2 separate regions of the Homo sapiens genome follow, and region 2 is linked to region 1. A link is a loop called in an ENCODE intact Hi-C map of the cell type or tissue named here. Cell type or tissue: dorsolateral prefrontal cortex. All regions are shown on one strand. Each heading gives the region's core, and the rest is flanking DNA. Links, peaks and the distances in the headings are about the cores only. Region 1 has its middle 140 kb from the start of CTTNBP2. Region 2 overlaps CTTNBP2 (cortactin binding protein 2).

Region 1 (15,722 bases), core at 2,806-10,805:
ATTAGATTTTACATGCAAAATAAAACCTGTGAAATTTATTTTCCTCCTGAGTGAAAGAACTCACCTGGCACCTGGAGCAATTTTGCAAACTGTGCCAGAAACAAGAATCAGGTTTCACCAGTGAAAACACATTTTTGCAGCCTAGAAAACTGTACTGCAAATAACATTCTAGAGGTCAGTTGGAATGTAATTTCTTGCCTTCATAAGACAATGTGAAATGAAAACAAACCAGGCAAAATTACCATACCATCATCCATACTGTCAATTTGGAAGCCTTTTTACTAGACAAAAGTATGTGTGAAGAAAATGAAATAAGTGAAAACAGCACTGATCAGAAGGAAGATCAGTGTTTTGTTTAACACTGTATTAGCCAGCACAGGCTGCCATAACAAAATACTGTAGACTGGGTGACTTAAACAACAGAAATTTTCTCACAGTTCCGGAGGCTGGAAGTCTGAGATCAGAGTGCCAGCATGGTTGTTTTCTGGTGAGGGCCCTCATTTTGGTTTGCAGACAGCTGCTTTCTTGCTGTGTGCTCACATGGCTGGGGGAGATCTCTTTCTCTCTCTCTTTCTCTTCCTATAAGGCCACCAATCCTATAGGTTTAGGGCCCCACCCTTATGACCTTTTAACTTTAATTACCTCCTAAAGACCCTATCTCCATATACAATCACATTGGGGGTTAGGGCTCCAACACATGAATTTTGCAGGAGAACACAATTCAGCTCATAGGAAACACCTGTGAGCAATCTTCTACAGTTACTCAGCAGATATATCCCCTTAGTGTAAGAATTCTGCATTGTGAATATATAGTACTTAAGTATTCTTATTGGCTTTAAAACTTTCAACATATGCTAGATAAATAGGAACTTAGTAAAGGGTAACTTGGACCTGCATTCTGGAAGCAAACATTCTCTTATTTGGTTAATAACAAGGATAGGTCAAAGTTAGTTGGGTCTAATAAATGTGTAACACTTCTTGTCATATCAAGGATTCTCCCTTAAACACAAAGGTTTCTCCTAATATAAACTACTTATGAATCAGCCAGAGCCATTGTCTAACAGTTCCACAGGCGAGAAAACCTAAATCCTTTATGCGCTTCATTAAGATACCCTCCTACAAACGTAATTCTCCCAACATCACATTGTCCTGCAGTCTTTCTCTTTACTGTGTCATATAAATTCTGTGTGCTATTTAAGAAATCCAGACTAGGTGTGGTGGCTCAGGCCTGTGGTCCCAGCACTTTGGGAGGCCAAGACAGGAGGATCACTTGAGCCCAGGAGTTTGAGACCAGACTAGCCCTGGCAACATGACAAGACCTCATCTATATGCTCCCCCCCGCCACCCCCAGCCCAGCCAAAAAAAAAAAATAAGAAAGAAAGAAAGAAAGGAAAAGAAATCCACAGATCAAAAATTAAGATCTCTATTTAGGTAGGACCACACTTCCCATCACCCAGGTACTTGTCTCCAAGAGCATGCCTAAATGTGTCCTATACCACAATAATTATCATATTCCAAAGTCTTGTCTTTTCCACAAGCCCTACCTCATTCATCACCTAAACACAAAATGCTCATTCCTTCATTCCTTCTTTCAATTTCTATAGCACTTATATTGCCTGTTTGTAAAATCCACTTGGAAATTAACTGTTTACTGTGGCCTTTCTCAACCTCAAACCTATTCTCAGGTACCATTAGTTCTCTATGAGAATTTGTAGGTGACTATCTGCATGTTTCATTTCCATGATAATCTAAAAAATATTATAAGCATGCTCTGGATCACTTGATGAATACCTTATGACTGAGAACTGCCTAATATTTTCACTGTCCATTTGTGCGTATGACTGTTTTGGTCCTGATTAGTACCACTTTAATTGTAACAAGCTAATTAAGAAAAGAACATAGGCAGACAATATGCAAATGATGCTCTTGCATTAAGTGAAAGCTAAATGAGAGTAAGGTATTCTACATGCTAGAAAGAAATGACCATTCACCATTCAAAAAGAAAAAGCACTTGGAGAATGATGTCATTACTCAGCACACAGTTGTACGAGCATGTCAAACTCAAAAGAACTGGTGCCATGGAGTCAACACTGCATTCATCCTGAAAGGGGCAATTTAGCCTTAGTAAAACAGTATTACCACATTACACTGATCATTGTTAACTGGAATATGTGGTTTGTTATATAACAAAATATAAATATTTTGTTATATTTAATTTATAAATATGTTTTGGCTTCATAGCTATTAAGAACTATAAGCATATGGAGTATACCTTGTTTATGGCTATACATATTTAAGTTTAAATTATGATATAAGTAATTTAACTCTGGAATTCCACAGATTTAAAAAAAAATATTGTGACATTTCTTTGATTGCGGGCCTTAAATGGTTGTTTCAGTCTTTTACTATTTAACTATTTCCATCTGTTATTGTCTTGTTGCTCCAAATGAAATCTTTCTGCAGGACAGAAATGAGCCTTTGGGCCATTTGCATCCTCTTAGCACTTTGTGCAATGTTGTGGACATAACAAATGCCCAGTGACATTTGTGGATTTGAGCTCTTTCCATTCTGGACTTAACTTCCCATTCCAGAATATTTTCTATTTGTTTTTTTTTTTGTTTGTTTGTTTTTAAATCCACTTCCGAGTAAACTGTTTTTATCTATTCAGTCAAATGTTTCCGTCTGCCAGGATTCCAGGTAAATAATTGTTTGGCTTTATTGCATATACTCTGTGTGCCAAGAACTGCTCTGAGCATTTTATATAGATCATCTCAGTTCATCATTATAACCATAAGAAGGTAGGTGGGTGTGTAAGGCCATTCTTGCATTGCTATAAAGAAATGCCTGAGACTAGGTAATTTACAAAGAAAAGAGGTTTCCACAGTCTGTACAGGAAGCATGGCGTTGGCATCAGCTTAGCTTCTTGAGAGGCCTTAGGGAGCTTTTACTCATGATGGAAGGTGAAGCGGGAGCACACACATCACATGACAAGAGTGGAAGCAAGAGAGAGAGCAGGGAGGTGCCACACACTCTTAAACAACCAGAACTATCATGAGGACAGCATCAAGCCATGAGGACAGCATCAAGCCATGAGGTGTCCACCCCCATGACCCAGATACCTCCCACCAGGCCCCACCTCCAACACTGGGGACCACATTTCAACATGAGATGTGGGTGGGACAAATACCGAAACCATTATCAGTGGGATGATAAACAGACTGTTTCTACTTATTAATGAAGAAACTAAGCCATACAGAGCTCAAATACTTTGCCCAAAAATCATACAGCTAGTAACTGGTGAAAGTAGGATACCAACCAAGGCATACTAAGGTCATTGTCCATCCTTGTTCTGTCTGCAACTCAAATTTGCAAAAGGAGTGTAAAAGTCACTTCTCTATCACTGCGCCGATGCCTCCTTATTAGGAGAGGCTTCATCAGAAGAGTGCAGAGTGGATAGGGAAAATGTCCACATTCATACTTTAGGGAGGTATATAGCTACTACATCATTTATTAAACACCTACTATGATATCTATTGTAAATGTACAAACAACAAAATATGTTATACACACTTCAGATTTCTTGACACATTGTTGAAAGGAAAATATTTTTATGTTTATTTGGCCTTTTACTCATATTTTTATCTTGCCTTTTATTGTGCTTGAAATACTGTGCTTGGCATCTATATAGCATTTCAATATCTGTTGAATGAATGAAATCCCCTTCTCTTTCAAGCTTTGCAATAGTCAACTGCCGCATAGTTTAGGTTTATTGTCTGTGAGCAAAACTCACTTTATTTTCATTGTCAGTTCATTTTTTTTTACCATTTACAAAACCCACTAATTCTCAGACCATGTCTGAATGCCTGATAAAATGGGATGTGGCAAAGATGAGTTGATATTCTTATGATCTTAATGATGTAATCTATTTGGACACAATGGTTACTGGAATGATGACAAATGCGTTGACTGCAAAAGAGCAATTCAGTTGTGGTCAATAGACAGTATTCGAAGCACATCTTTTTATGGTATTATTTTTTTCTGCTCTTTTGTCTTAGCTGCCAGAAGAGTGGAAAATCTTCTGACAGGGTCTCTCCTTGCAGCGAGTTTGCGTCAGTATATACACTTCGTTAATATAACAAATCTAGTTTCCTTGGTTATTGGATCAAGATTTGATTTCCCAGGAGACCCTCCTTGTCTCTGCCCCTGATGATGAGATTTGCTCCCTGGTAATTCTGCAGCTAGTGTGTCACCTCACAGTGTCATCAGTCTCACCTCAGACTAAACATGAGGCTGACCCCAGGGTCATTATCAGACTGTTCTGTGTGTGAGTATGTGAATTGTGGTCTGTCCTGGATAGTTCTGAAGACTCACTCATGCATTCATTCATTCATTCACCCATTCCCTTGACACACATTTATTGAATACTTTGTGACAGGAGCTAGGAAGTGGGGATAGAGGAAATGATTTGGGGAGGGGGACACACCTGCTCACAAGGCACTGCCACTTCAGACAGACATGCAGTAACTGTTATGCGGTAAGGTAAGCACTGTATCTTCATAGGTGCTCAGACTCTATCAGGAAGAGGTGGTAGGAGTGAGGTGGTGCACATAGAGTGTAGCACTACTTTGGGTTGTCGTACCATCTTCTTGAGGCCTGTTTAGAACAGCACCCAGAGTGATGAGTATAAATACCCCATGTGTGAGACCATCTTTGGAAAGCATGAAGTCTCACCAAGAGATGAAGTGAGAAGCTGATATGCTGGCAGCCAGCATAATGGCTGTTTGAGGCCTTGTGTTGCTGTTCTTTTTTAATGTGTATAAGTTCACGTGAATTTTCATTCTAGCATAATATAGCATATTTTATTTTAATATAAAAATGTGTTAAATTACTTAGCCTCCTTCCCCCACCCATTTTGCAACCCTCAAGTTCCTCAAGTAAAAAGTATACTCTAGGAAAAAAATGACAAGCTCTTCCTGGGACTTTTCATACTCTCTGGCACAGCGGTGAGTACTCCTATTCTGAGCTAGGAGGAAAAAAGAAAAACTGTAAGAAAAAGAAGCAGAGTAACAGAACATTTCACTCAGTATGACAAAAGTATGATAAGCCTCAAATATCCTTGGCTAAGCTAATTGACAAAACTGTAAAATTCTATTAAAATTCATGGGTCATAATTATTTTGGCAAAAATAATTGAGAGAAAGTTTAAAAAGGTGTTGATAAAAGTAATTTTGAAAATGCAAAGCATTGGTTTAACAAATACATTTTGTTTAGAAAGATAAGAGAGAAGATTTGAGAATATTTACATATCAGTTATAAAATGTATCTTAAGTTTACACTTATTCTAGATCTTTTCATTATAAAATTAGGTTTTGATTTAAGTCTATTTTCTTTCTTCTTACAATGAATGGTTTTTGTAGGTGGTTCCAAGTTCTGCTAACTTATAATCTTGGGACTATCCATGTTTATCATAGGAATCTGAAGAAAATATTTGTTGTAGAAAAAAAAAAGTTTACTTAAATGTTTAAACCATTTGCCCTGGGATGTTGATCTTATTCACCAACCTTGGGATGCTAAATTCACTGACTCAGACCTCCCTTATCTGATTCTAATAAACTAAATTAGTATAAGAAAAATTGAACAGTCTCTCTTAGAATTAGAAATGTAGCTAAAGGCATTTCTGTTCATAAAAAGCTACTTTTGCAAAGACAAAAAGTGATTTGTGTAGATTAACTTTCAAACACAATGCAAAATCTTAGTTTTCTTCTAAGTTCCCCAACTGGAACTCAACAAAAATCATTTGCTATCTGCCACCTGCCCCTCTCTCTCCCTGCTGCACATTCCTATTGTGGCTCTGGCAAGCTGCTGCTGTTCCTCCGCTTTCCTTCCCTAGCCTGTTAATGCGTCAGCACTCACCCAGTTACCCTAACTAAGATCTTTTTTGATTTCTCTTTTCTTCCCTCTCTACTCACCTATCTTTCACCACCAATTAACTGCAAGCCACATCCAATAAATGACAATTGGTGGCCATGTGCTGCTCAGTGTGGGGGATTCTGTCAGTCCTCACTTCCTGACCTCCTATTCTTGGCCTTCCCATGCCTCCACTTCATGTTCTGGAACTCAGTAACCTAGATTCAGTTGCCAGCTTGGTGACTAACTTAGAAATCCCACAGGATGTTACTATTCAAAACCTGTCCTCTCCCTGCACCACCCCCAAACCCCAGTCCCAAACCAGGCTGTAGGTTGGTGTGCTCCAGTCTCTACCCACTGTGTTTGTCCACTCAGAGAGGGAGATCAGGGACACATCTCCCAGCTGGCAGCCACTCTCCATTCCAACCCACACCCCACCCTGCCACCAGAAGCACCATTCTACTTTACTACTCAAAGCAGACATTGAATCTCTGCTGTCCAACACATAATAAGGTCTGCAACATCATGTAGCAGTGTACATAAGTCCCACTGCAATCTGACTCAGACCACCATGTCCCCTGCATTCGTATCATGTTAGATTATCTCAAACATTGTTTTATTTAACATTGATGAGTTGCTACTATATAGCCAGGCATTGGGCTAGGGATTCCACAATGAGTAATTTTGATACTCCTAGAAAAATAATACCTAGAGGGGGTACCAAGAAGCAAATGATTAAAACACAGAATGATGATAGCTATGAGTGATGGTCAAGAGACAACCTAGGAGTGTATCTAATCCTGCTTGGAAGCCTCAAGTAGCAGTAGATTTTCAGAAGACATTTGGGAAAGGCAAGAGCTGAAAGATGCCAAAAAGTTAGACTAGCTTCTCTCCTTTGAAAGATCTCCCTTTCAAAGAGAATTCTTATTTGGCCTTCAGGGCTACTCTCGGGCTTCCCGCTAACCTTCCCAGGCACAGTCAAATGTTCTCTCACCTGCAGCCCACCTGAAGCACATCTTCCATATCCATATTACTGCTCTTATCTCATTGCATCACAGCGATTGGGAAAGACAACTGGCCTTGCCCTCACCTGGGAACTCCATCAGGGCAGAGAAGGTGTCCTTATCCATCTCTGTGCCCAACTTACCAGATACATAATATATGTTCAATCAAGTTTGATGAATAATTCAGTTTAACAAAGAATGATTGTAAACCAGCTTTAACATTTGAAAGTCTATATTAAAATAAGTAAGACATCCGTAGGGACATAACACCTCCAAGAGTATTTTTTATTGTACAAAAAGTCTTTTATACTTTAGAAAACAATACACTGAAAAAAAATTAAAAAAGAACAATTCCCTATAGAACTAAGCAAGGTCTCAGAAATGCTTTCTTATGTTTGAACACATTTTATAGCACGTGGCTGATTTAAGCGATGTTTATAGTCGCTGCTAAATTGTGGGCTGTTAGACACTTTATCATTCACATACTTCATTTGTGGGTGGGGACAGTGCAGACAGCTTAGAGGAAGGACTTTAAAGTCCCTGGCCAGGGACTCACCCACCAGCTTCTGGGCCCCTGGAATTGCACTCATCTTCCACCATGACCAATGTGGCCACAGTGTATAGTTTTGCACAAGGCAAGAAAGACAATACACTTCCAGGATAATTAAACTAATAACAATTACACCAAAAACTTAATATCCATTTTGTCATCTGAAAAGGTCACTCCCAATTAAATTGCTGGCAGAATTTTCTACAATTTCCGACTTCACGGGCTATTTTGGTCACTAGTAAGCTCAGGGTAACTGAAAATATATACCCATATACCTCACCACCACATGTTGTTTTAGAATTTCTTCTAAAATATTTAGAAGACATTTCCTGTAGAGACTGGCAGGCAATTGTTTGTTTTGCTTTTCCATCTGGTATTCAATTAATATACTAATAGCCACTCTAATTTACCCTGCTATAATACCGATCTTATTTTTTCAAGTGGCATGTTTATTTTCACTTGGGGACTGAAAAATACTGCAGATTGGAAGCAACGGTTCATTTGCAGCTGCCACATCTAAAGCAACTCCAGTGCTGTTAATGTTCTGTAATGGGGGCATCTAAGTTTCTCCACTTGCTTGGCATTCTCTTGGATGTTAATGTTCATTAACTTTGTATTATTAATTTAATGTTTATAAACATTGTTAATAAATACAAAAGACGTTGCAAAGCACAAATGGAACACTAAAAGTTAGTGAGATAAATTAGACAACTTTTGTAGACACATGTATGTTGTGGGGTGTGTTTTTACCTTTTCCCACTTTTCATCTTCGCTATTAACCAGCTCTGTTGGTAGTGATGAAAGTCACTGAAATTTGCTCTGAAGTCACAGGGGCATTTTGTAGGTGTGAAGCTGGGATTTAGGGAAAACTGAGTGAGAGGATCAGAATATTCAGAGAAAAGTCATTAAAATGGCAGGTGAGTGAGCTGGAAATATCCTCATTGCATAGATAGAAAGCCTGTTAGTCGAGACTACCTAACAGAAAAGATAATAAAGGTGAGAAACTGCTATATGGCTGAAAGTGATGACTATAAGTTATACTTTTCTATCTCCTATAGCCTTTTTCAGTGCTGGGCAATTAGTAGGCTCAATCTTTGAAGACTGACAGATGTTAGCTTGATTCATGGTTCACAAGATGCCAGCTTTGTGGGTTCATTCCTCCTTTAAGTTGGTCTGTGACATATATCCCAAAATTCTCACATGGGTAGCCCAACCCAGATCTGCACCATTGTCACAATAGACTCTGAAGTTCATCAACACTAGTGAATGTTTTCCTAGAAAGTAGGCTCTGCTGAGAGTAGGTCAGAGATATTGCTCCTTTCTTGTAGTTACCACTCATTACCCCATCAAAATCTCTAAATAATTGTTGGTGCTCTCTCTCTTTTTATCTGAATAGAAAAATGCCTTTAAGATAAAACCCCCAGGATCATGGCAGGCAAGAGGCAGGACTAGATTGCAGCTCCCATGCAGGCAGATACAGCAGTGTGTGGAGACTCGCATCTCAAACTTTTGCTCCAGAATTACTGCAGGAATAAACCAGGAAAGCCAAGAGAACCCCAGACCCTCTGAAGGAAGCGGATTGCTCTTGCAGGAACTGGAAGACATCCCAAATACTCAGCTGCAGCGAGACCTGCCCAAAGAGAGTCTGAACTAAGACACACCTTGCCCTGCCCCACCTGATGGTCCTTCCCTACCCACCATGGTAGCTGAAGACAAAGGGCATATTCTCTTGGGAGCTCTAGGGCCCTGCCCACCGCTGGTTCCTCCCTATACTACCACAGCTGATGCTCTCTTCAAAGTGCCATCTCCTGGCAGGAGGCCAACCAGCACAAAAATAGTGTATTAAAAAACCAAAACTAAGAACCCTCACAGAGTCCATTTCACTCCCCTTCCACATCTACTGGAGCAGATGCTAGGATCCATGGCTGCGAGACCTGCAGATGGTTCTGATCATAGGACTCTGTGCAGACAACCCTCAGTACAACTCCAGAGCCTGGTAGACCTGCTGGGTGGCTAGATCCAGAAGCTCTCAGGAAACCATGTCTCTAGGAAAACGGGGAGAGTACTACACCAAGAGAACACCCCGTGGGACAAAAGAATCTGAACAGCAACCTTGAGCTCTAGACTTTCACTCTGACATAGGCTACCCAAATGAGAAAGAATCAGAAAAACAATTCTGGTAATATGATAAAACAAGGCTCTTTGACACCCCTGAAAATCACATTAGCTCACCGGCGATAGGCCAAACCAAGAGGAAATCCCTGATTTACCTGAAAAATAATTCAGAAGGTCAGTTATTAAGCTAAACAAGGAGGTGCCAGAGAAAGGTGAAGTCCAATTTAAGGAAATCAAAAACATGATACAAGAAATGAGGGGAGAAATCTTCAGTGAAATAGATAGCATAAATAAACAATCAACACTTCAGAAAATAATGGATGCACTTAGAGAAATGCAAAATGCTCTGGAAAGTCTCAGCAATAGAACTGAACAAGGATAGAAAGAACTTCAGAGCTCAAAGACAAGGTTTTGAATTAACCCAATCCAACAAAGACAAAGAAAAAAGAGTAAGAAAAAGTGAACAAAGCCTCGAAGAAGTTTGGGATTACGTTAAATGACCAAACTAAGAATAATTGGTGTTCCTGAGAAATAAGAGAAATCTAAAAGTTTGGAAATCATATTTGGGGGAATAATTGAGGAAAACTTCCCTGGCCTTGCTAGAGACCTAGACATCCAAATACAAGAAGCTCAAAGAATGCTTGGGAAATTCATTGCAAAAAGATCATCGCATAGGCCCATTGTCATCAAGTTATCTAAAGTTAAGACCATCTTAAGAACTGTGAGGCAAAAGTGCCAGGTAACCTATAAAGGAAAACCTATCAGATTAACAGCAGATTTCTCAGCAGAAACCCTACAAGCTAGAAGGGATTGGGCCCTATCTTCAGCTTCCTTAAACAAAGCAATTATCAGCCAGGAATTTTGTATCCAGCAAAACTAACCTTCATACATGAAGAAAAGAGTTTTTTTCAGACAAACAAATGCTACGAGAAGTAACAAGTACCAAGCCAGCACTACAAGAACTGCTAAAAGGAGCTCTAAATCTTGGACCAAATCCTAGGAACACATCAAAACAGAACCTCTTTAAAGCATAAATCTCACAGGACCTGTAAAACAAAAATACAATAAAAAAAAACCAAGGTATACAGGCAACAAATAGCACGATGGATGGAATAGTACCTCATATCTCAATACTAGCATTGAATGTAAATGGCCGACATGCTGCACTTAAAAGGTGTAGAATAGATAAGAATTCACCAATGAACTATCTGCTGTCATCAAGAAACTCATCTAACACATAAGGACTCACATGAATTTAACTTAAAGGGGTGGAAAAAGACATTCCATGCAAATGGACACCAAAAGCCAGTAGGAGTAGCTATTATTATATCAGACAAAACAAACTTTAAAGCAACAGCAGTTAAAAGAGACAAAGAGGGACATTATATAATGATAAAGGGCCTTGATCAAAAGGAAAATATGACAATCCTAACTATATATGCACCTGACACCAGAGCTCCCAAATTTATAAAACAATTACTGCTAGACCTAAGAAATGAGATAGACAGCAACATAATAAGAGTGGGAAACTTCAATATTCCAATGACAGCCCTAGACAGGTCACCAAGGCAGAAAGTCAACAAAGAAACAAAAATTTAAACTATACCCTGGAACAAATTGATTTAACAGATATTTACAGAACATTCTACCCAATAACTGCAGAATATACATTCTATTCATCAGCTCATGGAACTTTCTCCAAGATAGACCATATGATAGGCCACAAAACAAGTCTCAATAAATTTAAGAAAATTGAAATTATATCATGTACTCTCTCAGACCACAGTGGAATAAAACTGGAAATCAACTCCAAAAGGAACCTTCAAAACCATGCAAATATGTGGAAATTAAATAACTTGCTCTTGAATGGTCATTGGATCAACAATGAAATCAAGATGGAAATTAAAACATTCTTCGAAATGAACGACAACAGTTCAACCTATCAAACCTATCAAAACCTCTGGGATACAGAAAAGATGGTGCTAAGAGGAAACTCATAGCCCTAAATGCCTCCATCAAAAAGTCTGAAAGAGCACAAATAGACAATCTAAGTTCATGCCTCAAGGAACTAGAGAAACAAGAACATATCAAACCCAAACCCAGCAGAAGAAAGGAAATAACCAAGATCAGAGCAGAATTAAATGGAACTGAAATAAAAAAATACAAAAGATAAATGAAACAAAAAGCTGGTTCTTTGAAAAGATAAATAACATTGATAGACCATTAGCAAGATTAACCAAGAAAAAAAGAGAGAAAATCCAAATAAACTCAATTAGAAATGAAATGGGAGATACTACAACTGACACCACAGAAATACAAAAACTCATTCAAGGCTACTATGAACACCTTTAAGTGCATAAACTAAAAAATCTAGAGGAGATGGATAAATTCCTGGAAAGATTTAATCCTCCTACCGTAAAGCAGGAAGAATTAGATATCCTAAACGAACCAATAACAAGCAGCAAGTTTGAAATGGTAATTTAAAAATTGCCAACAACAACAAAAACGTCCTGGACCAGATGAGTTCACAGCTGAAATCTACCACACATTCAAAAAAGAATTGGTAGCAATCCTATTGACACTATTCCACAAGATAGAGAAAGAGGGAATCCTCCCTAAATAATTATATGAAACCAGTATCACCATAATCCCAAAACCAGGAAAGGACATAGCCAAAAAAGAATACTACACACCAATATCCCTGATGAACATAGATACAAAAATCCTTAACAAAGTACTAGCTTACCAAACCCAACAACATATTAAAAATATAATCCACCATGATCAAGTCAGTTTCATACCAGGGATGCAGGGATGGTTTAAGATATGCAAGTCAATAAATGTGATATACCATATAAACAGAATTAAGAACAAAAATCACATGATCATCTTAATAGATGCAGAAAAAGCATTTGACAAAATCCAGCATTTCTTTATGATTAAAACCCTCAGCAAAATTGGCATACAAGAGATATAACTCAATGTAATAAAAGCCATCTATGACAAACCCACAGACAACATAATACTGAATGGGAAAAGTTGAAAGCATTCCCTCTGAGACAAGACAAGGATGCACACTCTCACCACTTCTATTCAACATGGTACTGGAAGTCCTAGCCAGAGCGATCAGACAAGAGAAAGAAATAAAGGGCATCCAAATCAGTAAAGAGGATATCGAACTGTTTTGTTTGCTTATTATATGACTGTATACCTAGAAAACCCTAAAAACTCCTCCAAAAAGCTCCTAGAACCCATAAATGAATTCAGCAAAATTTCAGTATACAAAATTAATGTACACAAATCAGTAGCTTTGCTATACACCAACAATGACTAAGCTGAGAATCAAACCAAGAACTCAATCCATTTTACAATAGCTGCAAAAATAAAATAAAATCCTTGGGAATATACCTGACCAAGGAAGTAGAAGATTTCTACAAGGAAACCTACAAAATACTGCTGAAAGAAATCATAGATGACACAAAAAATGGAAACATATCTCATGCAATATTGTGAAAACGAGCAAACTGCCAAAAGCAATCTACAAATTCAATGCAATTCCCATGAAAATACCACCATCGTTCTTCACAGAACTAGAAAAAAAATCCTAAAATTTATATGGACCCAAAAAGAGAGCCTGCATAGCCATAGCAAGACTAAACAAAATGAACAAATCTGGAGGCATCACATTATCTGATTTCAAACTATACTATAAGGCCATAGTCACCAAAACAGCATGGTACTGGTATAAAAACAGGCACATAGGAAAATGGAACAGAATAGAGAACCCAGAAATAAACCCGAATACTTAAAGCCAACGGATCTTTGACAAGGCAAACAAAAACAAAATGGGGGAAAAGACGCCATACTCAACAAATGGTGCTGAGACAATTGGCAAACCACATGTAGGAGAATGAAACTGGATCCTCATCTCTCATCTTATACAAAAATCAACTCAAGATAGATGAAGGACTTAAATCTAAGACCCAAAACTATAAAAATTCTAGAAGATAACATTGGAAAAACCTTTCTAAACATTGGCTTAGGCAAGGATTTCATGAACAAGAACCCAAAAGCAAATTCAATAAAAACAAAGGTAAATACCTGGGACTTAATTAAACTAAAGAGATTTTGCATGGCAAAAGGAACTGTCAGCAGAGTAAACAGACAACCCATGGAGTGGGAGAGAATCTTCACAATCTATACATCTGACAAAGGACTATATCCGGAATCTACAATGAACTCAAACAAATTAGCAAGAAAACAAACTATCCCATTAAAAAGTGAGCTAAGGACATGAATGGGCAATTCTGAAAAGAAGATATACAAATGGCCAACAAACATGAAAAAATGCTCAACATCACTAATGACCATGGAAATGCAAAATCAAAACCACCATGTGATACCACCTTACTCCTGCAGGAATGGCCATAATCAAAAAAATCAAAAAATAATAGATGTTGACATGGGTGCAGTGAAAAGGGAACACTTCTATGCTGGCAGGAATGTAAACTAGCACAACCATTATGGAAAAGAGTGTGGAGATTTAAAGAGCTAAAAGTAGAACTACCATTTGATCCAGCAATCCCACTACTGGTTATCTACCCAGAGAAAAAGAAGTCATTATACAAAAAAGCTACTTGAACATGCATGTTTATAGCAGCACAATTCACAATTGCAAAAATGTGGAACCAATCCAAATGTCCATCAGTCAACAGGTGGATAAAGAAGCTGTGCTATATATATAGAACAGAATACTACTCAGCCATAAAAAGGAATGAATTAATGGCATTCATAGCAACCTGGATGAGATTGCAGACTATTACTCTAAGTGAAGTAACTCAGGAATGGAAAGCCAAACATCGTATGTTCTCACTCATAGTAGGAATTAAACTATGAGGATGTAAGGGCATAAGAATGACACAGTGGACTTTGGGGACTCAGGGGGAAAGGGTAAAAAGGGGGTGAGGTATAAAAGACTACAAATTGAGTTCAGTGTGTGCTGCTCAGGTGAGAGGTGCACCAAAATCTCACAAATCACCACTAAAGAGATTACTCATGTAACCAAATACCACCTGTTCCCCAAAAAAACTTACGAAAAAAATATGTATGTATGTGTGTATATATATATGCATGCCTTTGAACCAAGACCAAGTCCTTAAATTTTCTCCTCCATAATCCCTAAATGCTGAGGATGAAATGCTGAAAAAGACCTGGACTCCACTCTCCAGGAGTTTTACACACTGCTGGAGGAGGTTGGGTACCTAGGTGGCCAAAGCACAGGTACTCAATGAATGCCTGCAGAATTGAAGTAGCTAAAGGAGACTCCCATTTTCTACCTTCCGATATCACAATTATTTTCTTTATTGATATGCTTGGTCTTGAGAGTGTGTTTGAGTCATGCCTCAGAATGCCTTGAGTTTTCATTAAACTTCATGACATTTTGTTTTCTATTTTTTAAATGCAAGGGTACATTTGCTTCTCAAGCACAATAAAAAGTCATTTAAAGACAAATCTCATAAATAAAATGGCTGATAAGTCTGGAGGATAGTAGTGTAAGACTATAATAAAATATGGCTATGAAGCAATGAGGTCACTCTCTTACTCACGAACTAATCTGGAATGATGTAATAATAATAGGAACTAACAATTTGAGCACTTAATCAGTTCAAGTGCTTTGTGTGCATTATTTCACTTAATCTTCATAATTCATACATCATTTATACCAAATTATTTATGTAACATTCGTGTTTCCATTTCACAAATGGGAATAGAGATGCTAAGAGGCCCAAGTGTCATAAAGGAAGGACAGGGATTTGAAGCCAGGTATACCTGGCACCAGACCGGTGCTCAGTCTAAGCCACCAACTTGTCTTCCACAAAATAAGATCCAGAGATGTTTTGAGTAAGTGGAACATAATCTCAAGGCATTTTGAAGAATAACTCAAGCTCTTCAAATCTGGATATACTGGCTGTGGTATCTTGGGTAAAACTTAGTCTAAAAAATGTAATGAATCAGTGCATACATGGCAGCAAGAGGTCAAGGTGATAATCTGTAACTATAAATTTGGAATGTGCACTTAGTAAATAAGTGTGGAAGTCTTAATGCATCGTCTTAGAGACATTGAGGAAAGCAGCTTTACTCATTATA
Region 2 (15,722 bases), core at 2,977-10,976, 180 kb before region 1:
AAAGGGCAAGGGACTTGCCCACAGCTGCATGGCTAGAAATTTGGAGCCTGGACTCACTCCCAGCAATCTGCCTCCAAGATCTATGTCCCATTCAATGCTTTCTCTTCCCTAGCTTCACAGCTAGTCCACCCTTCACAATCTGGCTTCCTTCACTTCAACGCCTAGGTTTCTTCAAATTGTAAGACACAAGACAGATGGTATCTAAAAATGACACTCTAAAATTTGTTTCTTGTAATAATTTTGTCAAATGTAAGTTGTTCCTTTGCATTTTAAATGTTACGTTATCTTCCTTGTTCTATCCTGCAAGATCTCTCATGGGCCTTATGTTTTCTTTTTTCTTGTTTACTCCATCCTTGGACCAGTAGGAGTTAACTCAGATCTGGTGTTTATCCATAAGCAGGGCATGCAGGTAGAATCTTTCTGAATATATTTACTGCCCAGCTGGTTGCCATTAAAATGCTTAATACCAGGAGTCGGTGGGTAGACTGGTACAAATGTACATTTCATTGCTCCTTTCATTTGAGTGAGAGAGAGTAAAGGCCAATGGCAGGCCCTTCAAGACAAATGGGCTCCTAGACAGGTTTTATCCCCCATCTGTGTTAAGGATATGCAGTCTCTTTGGCTGTGTCTCCTTACTAGGTACAAGGAAAAGTCTCTCATCGTCTGTCCTTGCAGAGTATAAGGGAATGACCAGCTCTCTGGTTGTTGCTTCTGTCTGAGTCATGCACTGTTGCAATGCTGCTTTCTGGTACGTCTCCTTCACAGTCACAGAAGGGATTTCAATCAGCAACTCCTACCTATCCCACTTTCTGCCTTGGCCTCTCCAAATACAAGAGGGTAGGCATTGGCTAGCTCTTTTCCAGAGCATCACAGGGTTTCAGGAAGAGTCAGTTCTCATTTATCCTTCAGCCTGGTTATATAGACATTAAATCTAGCAGGCATTCCTTTATTTTTCAGGATACAGCTAGTGCAACAGTAGAGGGATGGGCTCAGAGGTCAAACTGGATTTGGATATAGAATCTGTCGCTTCAAAGTTATGCAAACTTGGGTTGGTTATTTGACTGACTACCCTTGAGCCTTCATCAGTTACATGAAGGCAGTAATGTACCTAAACCAGAATTTTGTTGTTGCTTTGAAGAAGAAAAAGAAATAATGCATGTAAGGCACTTGGCTGGGTACCTAAACAAATGGAAGCATGCAACAAATCAGTTATCATTATGATAATGATGATGCTCTTTCTAGTTTGTAGCGGCGGTGTAAGGTTTTCCCTATTCTTATATCCTTAGGATGTCTCATTAGAGAAATGGGAAATGGGAAGCCACGTGCCAGTGCCAAAGCTTCCATGTTATTTAGAACTCCCAGCTGCAGTTTATCAGGTATCTAGCATGCTGGGTGACTGTTTTCATGTGTGTGTCCACACAGTCACAACTGTTCTTTCTCTTCAATTGCATCACATTCCAGAAGGGAAAACCTCAGCACTCCCAACCACCCATTATTCTAGAGCCCCTCATCACCTTTGAGGGCCAAGAACTATGGGGGCATTCATGAAACATAGCCAATTATGTCAACTGTAATCCACGTGCCCAAGGATGAAAATGAACTCACCATTATCAACACTTACAGAAACATGCATGAACATAACACTCCATGCAGAGAGAAAATATAAATAATAAATCTTTTCAAGAGATAGTTTGTAAAGGATTACAGAGCAAAAAAGACTTAAAAAATGAAACAGAATCCTGTTTCAATGCCATTCTTTAATACATGAAATCAGTTCTAACGTAAGTCAAATGATGTGTTCTAAAGCATCACATTTAGGAAAAAAAGATATACCATTAACTTTATAAGTCTTTCCCTTATTAATAAATGTTTTTCAGCTTTCAGGGTAAATTTAGATATGAATGTATAAATATTGTTTGTAGCCCTAAAATAACAAATGTACAAAAGCCATTCACTTACTGAAGTTCTAAATCATATCCTTTGTTTTCTCAAGCTTCTAAATCCTGAATTGATACCATTTTCTAAGCAATCCTATCATAAAACTTATCAACACTTGTGACATTAATCCCATAAAACTTATCAAAGTTTGTGATATTATAATAAACTAGCTAATTATAGTAATAGCTCCTATAAAGAGATGACTTAGAACATCTATAAGAAAATATTCTTTCAATAATTTAAAAGAAAGTTAAAATTTCTACTGAGCATTATTATTATTATTATTATTATTATTATTATTATTATTATTATTATTATTTTGAGATGGAGTCTCACTCTGCTGTCCAGGCTGGAGTGCAGTGGCACGATTTCAGCTCACTGCAACCTCCATCTCCCAGGTTCAAGCAATTCTCCTGCCTCAGCCTCAGTAACTGGGATTGCAGGAGCATGCCACTGCACCCAGCTAATTTTCATAATTTTAGCACAGACAGGGTTTCACCATGTTGGGCAGGCTGGTCTCAAACTCCTGGCCTTAATTGATCTGCCTGCCTCAGCCTCCCAAAGCGCTGGGATTACAGGCATTAGCCACCACACCTGGCCAATTGACCATTACTTCTAAAGCAAGTGTTTACAAAATAAGGCTTCTGAAGAAGGGTTTGATATTGTCCAAAGAAGCAATCATCATGTTGTGGGAGATGAATATCACTGTAGCAAGCATACTGGGAGTGGGGGCTGGTGCAGGATTTAGCAGGTACTGCTTTCATGTTTGCTAGACCAAATTCCTGTTTTGGAAATTTTCAAACAGGAGTTTCCCCCACTTGTATGTTGTTCTCATCATTATGACTGCACAGAAGCATTTTCTTATTTGGCTTTGATCATGTGTGTTTGTGTTTAATCGTCTAGGACATTTCAACTCATAACAGAAAAAAAATTCCCAATATTAAGCTTCTTACAAAAAATAGACACATGAGCACGTATACAAACAAACAAGCAAGCAAGTGAAAACCTTTAAGAGAATGCAGGAAGTTTCCCTGAGGTGTTTCAATATTTCGGGGAGAATGTAGTTTGCAGTATGATAATTCCAGAAATGCTTACTTATATGTGACTTGAGAAAAGAAATGGGGAAACAGTAGTGGCTGTGGAAACAAGAGTTAACAGAAGCATTCCCACACACAAAATTTAAAAAGTGAAAAACACAGAAATAAAGGTAGTTTCTTGTCTACTAGGGATAATACAACAGATAATTTCTGTAGGCAGAAGTTGTGATTAAAAATTTTAAATACAGTCCCTTTTATAGCTCCAAGAAACACAAGTTGACTTGGCTAAAAATTAAATTCCCCAGGACATTAAGAGCGAATGGTGGGGGCAGTTGTTCTCCTGTACTCCCACTATGCCCAGCCCCAAACTCCCTAAAGAACCAGCCTTGGCCACTGAGGAGTAACTCGCCAACTGCATGAACCACTGAGCATCTGGAAAAAATAAACAGAAAGATCTTAACATTCTCACCATCTACCAGCTGAAGATGACTCACTCCATATCAAAAGCAATCAAGGGAAAAGGAATGTCAACAGTTTGAAAGCAGTCTTTATTCAAACCCTGCCAGTAATTTTACCACCATTAAATAAATGTTCCCCAGTCCTTGAGAGAAGGTATACCTCCTGCTACTCCCAGAGCAAACCAGAAAACCTTGGAGGCTGACAGAAAAGGATCATGGGGCAGACTAGAAAGCAAAGAGTCCTTTCAGGGTAACTTCATCTTATTCCCAGAATAAAGAACATGTGTGCCCCCCAGATGGGTGGCATATGTGCAAACTGTGGGTAGGGCACTCCTGGCTACCGTTAAGTCAGAGGTACAGGGACCTAGGCAAAAGGTGAAGGGAAGAGCTGGTCTTGCTTAAAGGGTAGGCACATCGCAGCAGGACAAGTATCATTTGCAGTAACAGGGTAAGAATCTATTTCAGATCATGCTATTTTGTCTTCCTTCATTGTAGGTAATGTATGAACTGCTGTAAAAAATGCTTTACAAACCATCAAGTGTAGTGCATAGGTTAATTGGTATCAGCAATGTAAAACTGAACAGGCCATTTGTCACAAGCCTGTTTGTGTTTGTTCACATTGATAAAAGCTCAACTATTTATATTTCTGCTATTTATATTACATCATTTATTCAATGAAAATTCATCAAGAACTGTCTATGTGTATACAATTTTTCTCCAGCAATCAGCTTCCCTTGTCTTCCTTATTATGTTGGGCATTTGGGGGCAGAATGGGAAGTGGGTGGTGTCTATTAAATAGTCTGTAACACAGAATAAATGCTAGAAGAATGTAAACATGTGTTACACATTATAAAACAGTGAAATGTAGTGTCTGCTCCAAAGGAGTTTAGCCCAAGACAGATGCTAATCATTTCCTGACTCTCCAACATGATTTATGACTGGCTGTGGTCAATTTCTGAAAAGACTAAAACTGAATTATATATTTAAAATCTATTCTTGTAGGAATCTGTTTTCTCTTCTCCAAGCTACGCCACCCACTTTCTCACTGAAAGTGGAGCACAAGCCTGCAGGCCTCAGTGGCCTCAGAGCATATGACACCACTCTTCTGTGTAGGTGGCACATAACAGCGCTTGTTGGAATTTGCTGCAGGAAGGAGGTCAGGACCTGACCATTCCCACTCCCTCTATTCTGGAGCAGCTACTGAAGGCATCTGTCTCTGTCCTTTAATGTCCTTAGTCTCTCATTAATATTCATAGAGAACAAAGGATGGCAAAAATAATAAAGTTAGGATGAGACTAAGGTCCTCAGCTTCTGCCCAAAATATGTCTGTTCTTAAAACCCATCAGTTACATGGAAGTGTTGGTTTAGGCAAGGCTAAAGCCTGTGGTCAGTCTCTCAGCCAGGGCAGACAGAACTACCAGTTCAGACTAAAGGTACTCATTTCCTTTTCACCTGCACACCTTTTCTTTGTATTGGGAAGATGATGCTGTGGACCTTCTCAGGACACAGGGATCCACATATGCTCTAGGAATGAGGGATCCACATATGCTCACGCCCTATTCCTGTTTCTCACTATCTCCCCATGTGGCCAGCCAGTGGAAAAGGACCCAGGTATAATTTAACTGCCTCTGTGCTACAGTAAATGCCCCAAATAGGAATTACATCCATAGCTCTGGTCACAATAGCTCCATGCTCAAACTGATTGACCAACTGCACATCAGAATTCATACAAGAGGAGATGTCAGAGTATATATGAGGCATCCTGATAGTTTGAGCTGTCTCAGTACAGCCACACAATTTAGAAGAGCCCTCTAAAATAATATCATGCTTGCCTGTGAATGCACAGACTGTTTTGCCTGTGTAGTCTATTTTTAAATATTGGTACCAAGCACATGGATTCTTGCAGCTGTGTTTGAGAAAGATAACATGTACTTGAGAATTAAGCCTGGCATCCATAGAAACAATTCCTACTCCATTCCATAGAAACAGGAGTATCAACAGAAGAGTCCACCAAAATGATTTTTAAAAATCAATTTAGGCAAGTAAATATCTTGATAGCCCATTTCCAAAATTACTACTTTGGAAGCTAATTTAGTATTGGCAACAGTCTTAATTTTATTTCCATTTTTCAATGTTAAAATGACTCTAAAAATAGATTTTTAAAATACATGCACAAGTACATGTACAGCGTGTACAACAGGCAATCAAGTTATTTTTAATTGAATGTACTTCTAAAGCTGACCTAAGTTACAATGTTTCACTATAATTCTGTTGAGCTACAAAGTCATACTACACGGCCGACAGCAAGGGCTCCATGGAGACCTCCTAAGGTCAAAAAATTCATTAGCACCATGATATATTAAGAATCTACCCCAAGATCAATTAACCTGCTAGCTTGTGAATGAGTGAACAGCCAGAGACATACCGAACATCAATGCGTCTGGCATTCCTAATCTTTCCTCCTTGCTCTTAGAGTGTCATGAACACTCAAACTGATTTGGAAATGAAAGTAAAGAATTAGAAAGCCAAATACATAGCCATTGGGAGAAATATCCTTAGAGCTGATATATTATTTGGAGGGAGAACAGACCCAAGAAGACATTAGAGTCATTAAACAGCTGACGGTTTTGCAACCCTGTTTGACTGCTCTTTCTTTATTAGGAACGCCTCCCTCTCTAGAATGAACGCCACCCTTCCCTGGCTACTTGGCACTTCTGGAAGCTGCCTGCTCTGCACAGAAAATAAACACTTCTCTGGCTGAATTAATTGAGGAAGTAATGATTGTTTTTGTTTCACAAGGTCATAACAAGGATTTATATTTGAACTCCACTTTGGAGATGAATAGCCTAGACTACCAAATAGTCAAAGAATCCTCTTGGCTAGAAAAAAGATAATGTTTTCACATGTAAGTTTTTTTTTTAATTTTTTTGTTTCTTAAAGTAAATGAACTTCAGGGTTAAAGTGTAATTCTAACTGTGTATGAAATATTTATTGGCTATTAAACCTACATTTTAAACTTTTCAAGCACTTAAGAGATAAAACATAAACATGGCTATCTAAAGACCTAAGTCCCCTCATTCACCAACAACTCTGTCGTTATCCAGGAGTCCCTGAATCATGTGGATAAGCAAAAGAATCAGAGCTCACTATTTCTTAATATCCTTGGCTCCAACAGCCTTCATTAGAACTCCCTGACACCTTCATGTCTGTGGGCTTCATCATGACTACACAAAGATCTCAGCATTTCCCCCAACTTATCTCCCACTCTCCAAGCACTTTTTCTCTCCATCCAGTGTAGAGCTCTTAACATTTCTCCAGATGATTCTGGAGAATCATCTTTTGCTCCAGAGGAAAGCAAGACTGAAAGTCATGAGGAGGATAAGGAGTGTAGTGAAGTTTAGAATGTCCACCTTGAGCCACAGACACAGGAGAGGGTAGGCTCCTTCTTGCCAATATGATTCAAGCCATTATTTCTCAATACTGTGAGCTTGGGTCCATCCAGAATCTGCCATCTGTGCTCTTTCTAAAGTACACAACAGCACATTTGAAAGACTGTATACATTTGAGGTCTCCAAACTCACCTGGGTCCCAGGAGCCAAGACTTGACAGTTTCAATGGATCATGTTGGCTAGAAGGAGCCTATTCTCTCCTGGGTCTGTGGCTCGAGGTGGACATTCCAAACCTTCACTGCACTCCTAACCCACCCTTATCCTCCTCGTGACATTCAATCTTGCTTTCTTCTTCATGCTAGAGATCAGTTTCTTTTTCAAGTATGTTCAACGTTCTGCTCTCAACCTTATTCTCTTTCTTAAAGGAAACCGTTTCTTTGCCCCTCTCTAAGGTTATTAATTCTATCTGTGCTGCCTTCTCCACTTCCTTTTCTAAGCTTCTAGAAACAGTATTCTATGACCAAAATGACATATTCCAAACCCTTAAATTCAACTACCTGTTAAATAACTTGGCTTGGACATTTCAACAAGCCCCCTGAAACTCAACAAGAATTAAACTGAACTCTTCATCTTTCCCACCCCACACCTTTTACCTCCCACATTCCATGCCCTGGCTGTGACACTGCCATCCTACAACTCACCTGAAACCTGAGTGTCCACAGAGACATCACTTCCCCCCTGCCCACAGCTAGTCAGTCAAGGACTATAATGGCTACATCCTATTATAAATCCCGCTCATCTTTAACCCCTCCTCTCCATCCCAGCCGCCACCATGCAACTCTATCCCTCAGCATCTTTCACACTGACACTTTCAGCTGTCTCCTGCTCAGTCCCTACATCTTCAGACATAACACTCCTTCAGTCAACCTTCCTCTCTGCTGATAAGAGGGACTGCCCTAAAACGTAGGTCTAAGGTATTACCGTATTTCTCCAAATCTGTCAAGAGTTCTCCAATACCTAATAATACTACAGCCCAAACCCTCACCAAGCAAGTTCTTCCATGATCTGACTCTTTATTCTCTCTCTACTCTCATTTTTTTTTTACATACTACCACTCATCTCCTCCTTTCTCCCTGTGAAGCTTTGTATTAACTATATTTTTGTTTTTTCTGTATTCTTGATGCTCTACTATCTGAGATATCACTGACTAGGGAGAGATCGTCTTTCCCAGGGAAACCAATTCTTAGAGACAGCAAATGACTACCAATCAATCTATAGCCCTTCATTCATCAACCTTTTTTTTTTTTTTTTTTTTTTTTTTTGAGATAGAGTCTCACTGTGTCGCCAGGGCTGGAGTACAGTGGCGCAATCTCAGCTCACTGCAACCTCTGCCTCCTGGGTTCAAGCAATTCTCCTGCCTCAGCCTCCTGAGTAGATGAGATTACAGGCACCTGCCACCACACCCGGCTTTTTTTTCTTTTTTTTTGTACTTTTAGTAGAGACAGAGTTTCACTATGTTGGCTAGGCTGGTCTCAAACTCCTGAACTTGTGATCCACCCACCTCGGCCTCCCAAAGTGCTGGGATTACAGGCGTGAGCCACCGCATCTGGCCCATCAACCTTCTTTTATGGAACTCATACATCAAGCCACTATCTCCCTGTACTAATCACCCCCAGGTCCAGGTATCCCATAAGTCCCACAAACAGAGGCAGTCCCTACAGCCCAGGAATCTGCTGAAATTATTCAAACTAGCTAATCTCAATCCTGCTTTCCCCTGCCTCATTCGTTCCTTCCCATGGAAACCACAATGAAGGTGCTGGGCCATGCTTCTCCTCACTCTCTCTGCCTCCTGACTGATCCTGGTGCTTCCCCGTGTGGTCCTATTGGCATGCTTTGCCTCCTGTTTCTAGCAATCTCTGAGAATAAAAACGTCTTCCTTCATGACAGTCATTTCTGTGTTTGTGTGTCTTATCTGATTAAAACAAATCCTGAGTGCATTTTAAAACAAGTTCCAACTACAGAACAATTTTGAGTCCTGAGTTCACCATGTGGTTTCATGCCTGTGTATGTACAGCTGGTGAGCTGCATCCATCCTTCAAGAGCCACAGTGTCTAGATTGTCTTTCTCTAAAAAGCCTTTCCTAACCACCCTAATGCTGAGCCCATTCTCCTTGATCACTATATGTTGTACGTAGATCCTCACTGAATTCTTCATATTCCACTACAACCTAGTTACCTGTTTGCAATTCCATCTCCTCTCTGTCCTCCAAGGCTGGGCTGAGAGCTACAAGAAAGAGACCAAGCCATACTCATGTTTATTGTGAGCACTTTACCTAGTACACAACAAGCACTCAATGAATTCTTCAATTAGTTTAAGTGTCCATTGCTAATGCCAGTATTGAGTTAGTACTTAATGATCAGCCTTGCTGCTTTGAAATAGAGATTCTCAATTAAGAATTTCTCAGCTGAAAGAAAAAAATGTTAATCAGTAATAACCTTAGATGCTGCTTACTCACAGTCCTTTAAAAAATATATACATAGACAGACAACATCTTAATGGTGGCTTAGCTAGTAAAATATATTCACTTTGGAACATATTTTCTTTTTTCTTTCTTCTTTTTTTTTTTTGAAATGTAGTTTTACTCCATTGCTGCCCAGGCTGGAGTGCAGTGGCACAATCTTGGCTCACTGCAACCTCCACCTCCTGAATTCAACCAATTCTCCTGTCTCAGTCTCCAAAGTAGCTGGGACTACAGGCACCTGCTACCACACCTGGCTAATTTTTGTATTTTTAGTAGAGACAGGGTTTCACCTTTTTGGTCAGGCTGGTCTCAAACTCCTGACCTCAGGTGATCCATCTGCCTTGGCCTCCCAAAGTGCTGGGATTACAGGTGTGAGCCACCATGCCAGGGCTGGAATGTATTTTCATATGTATATTTGACTAAGGGTATGTGATACAATTTTGGAATTTGCAATACAATACCTGCAACAAACAGAGAAGACAATCTGACTCTGAACTGAGAACTTATGCTAATATCCTTTTTTTCCCTATTTATGACTCCTTTACCACTCACCCCAGTTAGGAAATGATGGGAAAGTGCAGATCTAAACAAACTAATCTTTCTTCATTCTCAAGAACGTCAGTTTAGTATTTAAATCCTAAATTGTTAGAATTCTAGTAAATACATAAAGAAAAGAATATGTACCTAACTCATTTTTAAAAGTACTCTAATACTTTTAGTATTGATAAATGAACACACTTTACTTTTTAGTGCGAGTCATAAACTTCTCCATTTTACATTAAGAGAAATCTTATTTAGAACATTCAATATTGCTTTCAAGAAGTGATGAGATTTTATAATTTATTCTATTTTGTTTAAACATAGGGATAGAAATGCATGTACTAATTCTTTAGTCCACACCGAAGGTGCTAGGTTGGGTTTACTTACTCAAAACAAAATAATTCTGGCCCTTCAAAAGCTACACAGGAAAATTGCTTCAGGTTTCATTTGTTTACTTAGAGTTGCCTCTTGGAAATGCCTCAAAATGATGCAGCAGTGTTCCAATTTTCCTAAACTCTTCAGATAATTGCCAGCGTCAATAAAAGCAAAAACAGCTTGCAGTGCACACCTCCGTAGGTGGAATTCTAAACCTGAGCAGCTCAGCTGCCACACATGAATGGATGCTCTCAACACTAAGCCTCCCACAGGGGACGGCTGAAGTTGCAGTTTAAAAGTGTTTGCAGAAATAGGAATGAGTCTCTCTCTGAGCCCTAAGGATGGCATGGTGAATTATCAGTGTGTCTTGTCCACATGAAAGATATGCACACTAATTCATGTTTAATTAAGTTTAGACCAAAGCTGACATCTTATATGTTTTAAGTTCAGCCTAAAGGTTTCTCTGTATGTAGTGAACTGTGACCCAACTTAATGTGTAAACAGACTGGAACCTACTTTTCTAACAAGTAGCCAAGGCTCAGCCAATCACAGCAGCCAAACTTCAGTCAACCACAGGGGGTCAACAGTTAGAAGCAGATTCAAACAAGGCAAACACTCAGCTGTAACCTATCCAGCTGTTTCCCTCACTTCCCTTTTCTCTCTCTAGTCACTTTCCTTTTTCTGTCCATAAATGTTATCGACCATGTGGCCACTCTGGAGTTCTACCAAACCTATACTGGTTCAGGGGCTGTCCAATTTGAGAATCATTCTTTGCTCAATTGAATTGTTAAATTTAATTTGTTTAAAGTTTTCAACACGCATTCGTCTTGATTAAAGCCAGAGGGTCTGGTCGTGCATCTGGAAAGAGACTGGAGATTATAAGGATGCAGAGCCACATAATTCAGTCCACAACGGGGGCTCTGGTTTTCAACTGCCTAGATTTGAGTTTTGGCTCTAAAGTTCCTAGCTCTGTGATCTCTGCCAAGTTGCTAACCACTCTAAGCCTCAGTTTCTCATGTGTAAACTAGGTAATAATACCTAATATTAGTAATAATACCTACAACTAATACCTAAGTCACGGGATTACTATAAGGCTTAAAGAAGTAACGTACAGCACAGGCCATGTTGCCTGACACAAGGAAAAGTGTCGAGTTCTGTCACTTTCAAGAAGAGGGAATAGGATAATTGATATCTCCCTATGAACTACCACCCAGACTAAGTCTGAGCTGGAGGACTGGACAGGGGAGGCTTCATTACCAAGACTGTTGTTTCCACCTTCTCACGCTACTTCAAGTTTGAAGCACAAGCCCATTCTTGGATTAGTAAATTGAGAACTGTTGCTACTTTCTTAGCATTTCATGTCCCCTTCCACCCCACTTTTCTTTTTATAAAACTGAAGACAGTGGCTGGGAGCGGTGGCTCACGCCTGTAATCCCAGCACTTTGGGAGGCTGAGGTGGGCGGATCATGAGGTCAGGAGATCCAGAGCATCCTGGCTAACACGACGAAACCCTATCTCTACTAAAAATACAAAAAATTAGCCAGGCGTGGTGGTGGGCGCCTGTAGTCCCAGCCACTCCGGAGGCTGAGGCAGGAGAATGGCATGAACCCAGAGGCGGAGCTGGCAGTGAGCTGAGATCGCGCCACTGCACTCCAGCCTGGGCGACAGAGCGAGACTCTGTCTCAAAAAAACAAAACAAAACTGAAGAGAGTGGTCTTTAAGAATACTGATTGAGAGGGTTAAGAAATACGTCACTCTTGTACAAAATACCTTAAGCGTCTGTATTAGTCTGTTCTCACTGTGCTAATAAAAACATACCCGACATTGGGTGATTTATACAGGAAAGGGGTTTAATTAATTCACAGTTCCACGTGGCTGGGGAGGCCTCATAATCATGGCAGCAGGCAAGAGAGAAAATGAGAACCAAGTGAAAGGGGAAACCCTTTATAAAAACATCAGATCTTGTGAGACTTAATCACTACCAGGAGAACAGTATGGGGGAAACCGCCCCCATGATTCAGTTATCTCCCACGGGGTCTGTCCCACAACACGTGGGAATTATGGGAGCTATAATTCAAGATGAGATTTAGGTGGGGATACAGCCAAACCATATCACCATCCAATTCTACCAATGTTGTACTTTTCAGAGAATCCAGGGTCAGTGTTTTGCCTGAGCAGAGTTAACCCAAAGAAATCAGGATTGAGAGACAAGGAGCGTGAGACTGAGTTCTGATTGACATCATTTAAGCCCCTATTTCTAGCCAAACCTAAAAGCTAGACTTAGTCCTGTAATTTTTCAGTTACATGAGCCAATATATCTCTTAGGAGGTATTCTGTCACTTGCAACCAAAAATTCCCCTAAGCCATTGAATGCCAGACTATTGTAACAACAACAAAACCACCAATAACAACAAAATGTTCACTTGCTAACATCCACCAGCCTAATACACTTTTACTACTTTTCTCACTACCACTAATTTTGACAGCATTCTTTGCATATTTTTTTCTGATTTCTGCCTCTCTCTCAGTATACCCCTGCTACCTTCTCTGCTCTCTCTTCCTCCCTGTCATTTGCCCTAACCAGCCTCTCTTAGTTGAGAAAATACCAACTACAGGTTGAAGATCCCATAGTCAAAATGCTTGGACCCAGAATTATTTTGAATTTCAGATTTTTTAGATTTTGAAATATTTTCATGTACACAGTAAGATATCTTAGGGATGAGACCCAAGTCTAAATATGAAATTCACTTATGTGTCATATACACCTTATACACATAGCCTGGAGGTAATTTTATATCATATTTTTAATAATTTCGTGCATGAAAGTTTTGTGTTTTGACTGTGATCCATCCCATGAGGCCAGGTATAAAATTTTCCACTTGTGGCATCATGTTGGTACTCAAAAAGTTTTGGATTTTGGAGAACTTTGAATTTCAGATTAGGGATGCTCGACTCATACCTGTCTATAAAGGACCGCCCAGATACCCCAGAAAAGTGACATCCACCTGACACTGTAACCTGCAGTATCCTTCAACATCTGGCTCCCATCTGCATTTGTGGCCTCACTACCTATTACCCTATCCCTTACACTAGCCTAGCTAAGCCCAGGCAGCCTCCAGAGACAGAGATCTGAGAGTTAATCACTCATGGGTTAAAGCCACAAAACTGGTTGGTGTAGTTTCTTATGTGACCATAGATAAGTGAAACATTAGCCTCAAGGATGTAATCTCCTGAGATGAGATACTCTTCACCTAGAGATAAGTACCACCTACCAAGCTGCTAGGCAGCACTGAATATTTGAATGCTTACCATAAAACCCTCCCCAAGTAGCAGAGCCCATCTTTGGTGTTAGCAATCACCAGGAAAAATAAACTAAACTCTGAGCCCAAAGATGGTATTTCTGCTACTAAGACCATGTGGAGGGTTCAGCTGCTGAGCTTCAATTTCCGATCTCATAAAATGGGGCCTGTTATAAAGAAGGCATGGCACAAAACATGAGCATGGTCTCTAATGCTAATATCATCAAGGAGTCTAATGTGGTTATGTGACACCTTGTTTGGGGGGATAACTTAGACTACAGCCAATTCTTCTCTTTAGACACTATTTGTTACTATAAAGAAAAAGGAAAGAAAAATTTTAAAAATTCATTAACAGAGTAACTCTGCATTAATCACAGGACTAATCTGTAAAAACTACCTCAGATATTCAAAAAATTAATAGACATGAATTCAGTCATTTTAACAACTGACCAGCTATTTAACAAATGATCCAGCTTGGAAGACTGGAGACAGACGAATCTCCATTTTTTAATCTATGAGGGGCAAGTCATATATCACCTTTGATTTTGCCTTTACAAAAATGTTAACACAAATAGTGGCATATAAAATACTGAAAGAAACCCGCACTAAAATAAAGATTTCAGGATTTACTGTAGTTTCCTGGGCTTGTTCTTATTAATCTTTTTAATAATATGCATTCATGTAGCTGCAGCTGGAAACCACAGTACCATTTTATTACTTAGAATTTCTTCATTTCTTTAAAGTGATTTCCACATTTTTGTTGAATAATGTATAGTAACATTGCGGGGGCGGGGGGGGGGCTTTTAAAAAAAATCCTCCAAAGGATTTTTTTAAAATCTTTAAAAATATCTCCCAAAGTGCAATTTCCATAGGTTTATGGTCCTTTCCTAGAAACATTAATATTCAAGTTAAGGCCTTCCCCAACCACCCTACCTAAAGTGGGAACCTGCCTGTAATTTTCTTAGTACAGAATTTCATCACAGTTCGTGATTATTTTCATAGTGTGTTCTCCTCACCTGTCTGGCAGATAAGCACCCAGTCATCAAGAGTTACCTACAACTATCTGAGTTTATATATGTAGTCTCATTGAATCCTGACAATCATGTTAAGATAGCTCTTTATATGCCATTAGTCAGAGTGGTAAATTGAGATTTAAGGAACAGGAAGAAATTTCCTAACGTCACACAGCCAATAATGGCAGTCTGGACTTTAGTTCCTAAGCCCTGTGTCAGAACCACAGAATTGCCTTAATAATGCATCTAATAATTTGGCAAAATCCTCTAGTCATAGCTAAGGGATCATAATAAATAGAAAACTTCAACACACTTGTAATGTGACAAATTGTTAGATTTAATATGCTAGTGGACTATTCATTTTAATACAGGTACTTTTTGTTAATTGATTCTTAGGAGCATTTCAGCCCCATGGTGAATTTAATAAAAGTGCTACTTCTGTCAAAGGAAGAAGCAAGGTCAAATCTCTGACTTCAGACTGAAGAGTGGCAGGAAACCAGAGCCCAGTTTTAGTTCTACTTCCTGCTGTGGTCCTGACCAGCTTTCAGAACTCTGCACACATTGTACCACCTCCCTACTTTAGCTTTATTATCATCTACAGGGCCCCATGGCATAATCCACCTTTACTCCTCCAAAATTTCCCTAAAATAGTTTTAAAGTAGGCTTTATCTATAAAACTTTTTATGACTATAACTCTCCCTACTAATAATAAACTACCAAATAACCAAGTCTGGTTAACATAAATATCTAAAGACTGAAATTATTTTCCTGATTTTGAAAGATTCACTACTCCAAATTTATGTGGGATATATAGATTAATAAATACATACACACGTTTATATGTATGCATGCACAAATATATACATATACATACATGCACACCTGTTCATACAATCCACAAATATCTAGGGTATATTTTAAAGGTTTTTGAAGGCTACAAAGTACAAAACCATAACTGAGCATCACAGTTTTAATGAATCCATCGGCTTTTGAATCATTGCTAGTTCCAGAAATAGCCTAGAAGGGAGAAAAATATCTTTTGTGGAAAAGCAGGACACTTGGTAACAACCAATAGTCCTGTCCAAAAAAGTTGAAAAGTAAGGGGATATTTCTGATACCTGTGAGCATCCCTAGCATCAAGTTGGGGTCAGG

The links. Hi-C counts contacts between places; a loop is a spot of excess contacts. Peaks named below come from ENCODE experiments on the same cell type or tissue, not always from the same donor. Only the 100,000 strongest peaks of a DNase experiment are listed, where the experiment ranks them.
Region 2: it touches region 1 in a loop (2.5-fold over the local background); 1 of 110 quality-filtered maps calls a loop at or near these places.

Annotation. Positions count from the first base shown.
Region 1 is chr7:118,007,585-118,023,306 of GRCh38, forward strand. No RefSeq gene overlaps it. Among named protein-coding and RNA genes, the nearest start is that of CTTNBP2, 140 kb to the left of the region's middle. In dorsolateral prefrontal cortex, for the core only: no CTCF peak of the experiment used is centred there; no DNase peak of the experiment used is centred there.
Region 2 is chr7:117,824,621-117,840,342 of GRCh38, forward strand. All of the region lies in intron 2 of CTTNBP2 (cortactin binding protein 2), which reads right to left. Among named protein-coding and RNA genes, the nearest start is that of CTTNBP2, 41 kb to the right of the region's middle. RefSeq lists a silencer at 310-879. In dorsolateral prefrontal cortex, for the core only: no CTCF peak of the experiment used is centred there; DNase peaks (open chromatin) are centred at 6,126 and 10,511; H3K4me3 peaks cover 1,038 bases; H3K27ac peaks cover 7,450 bases.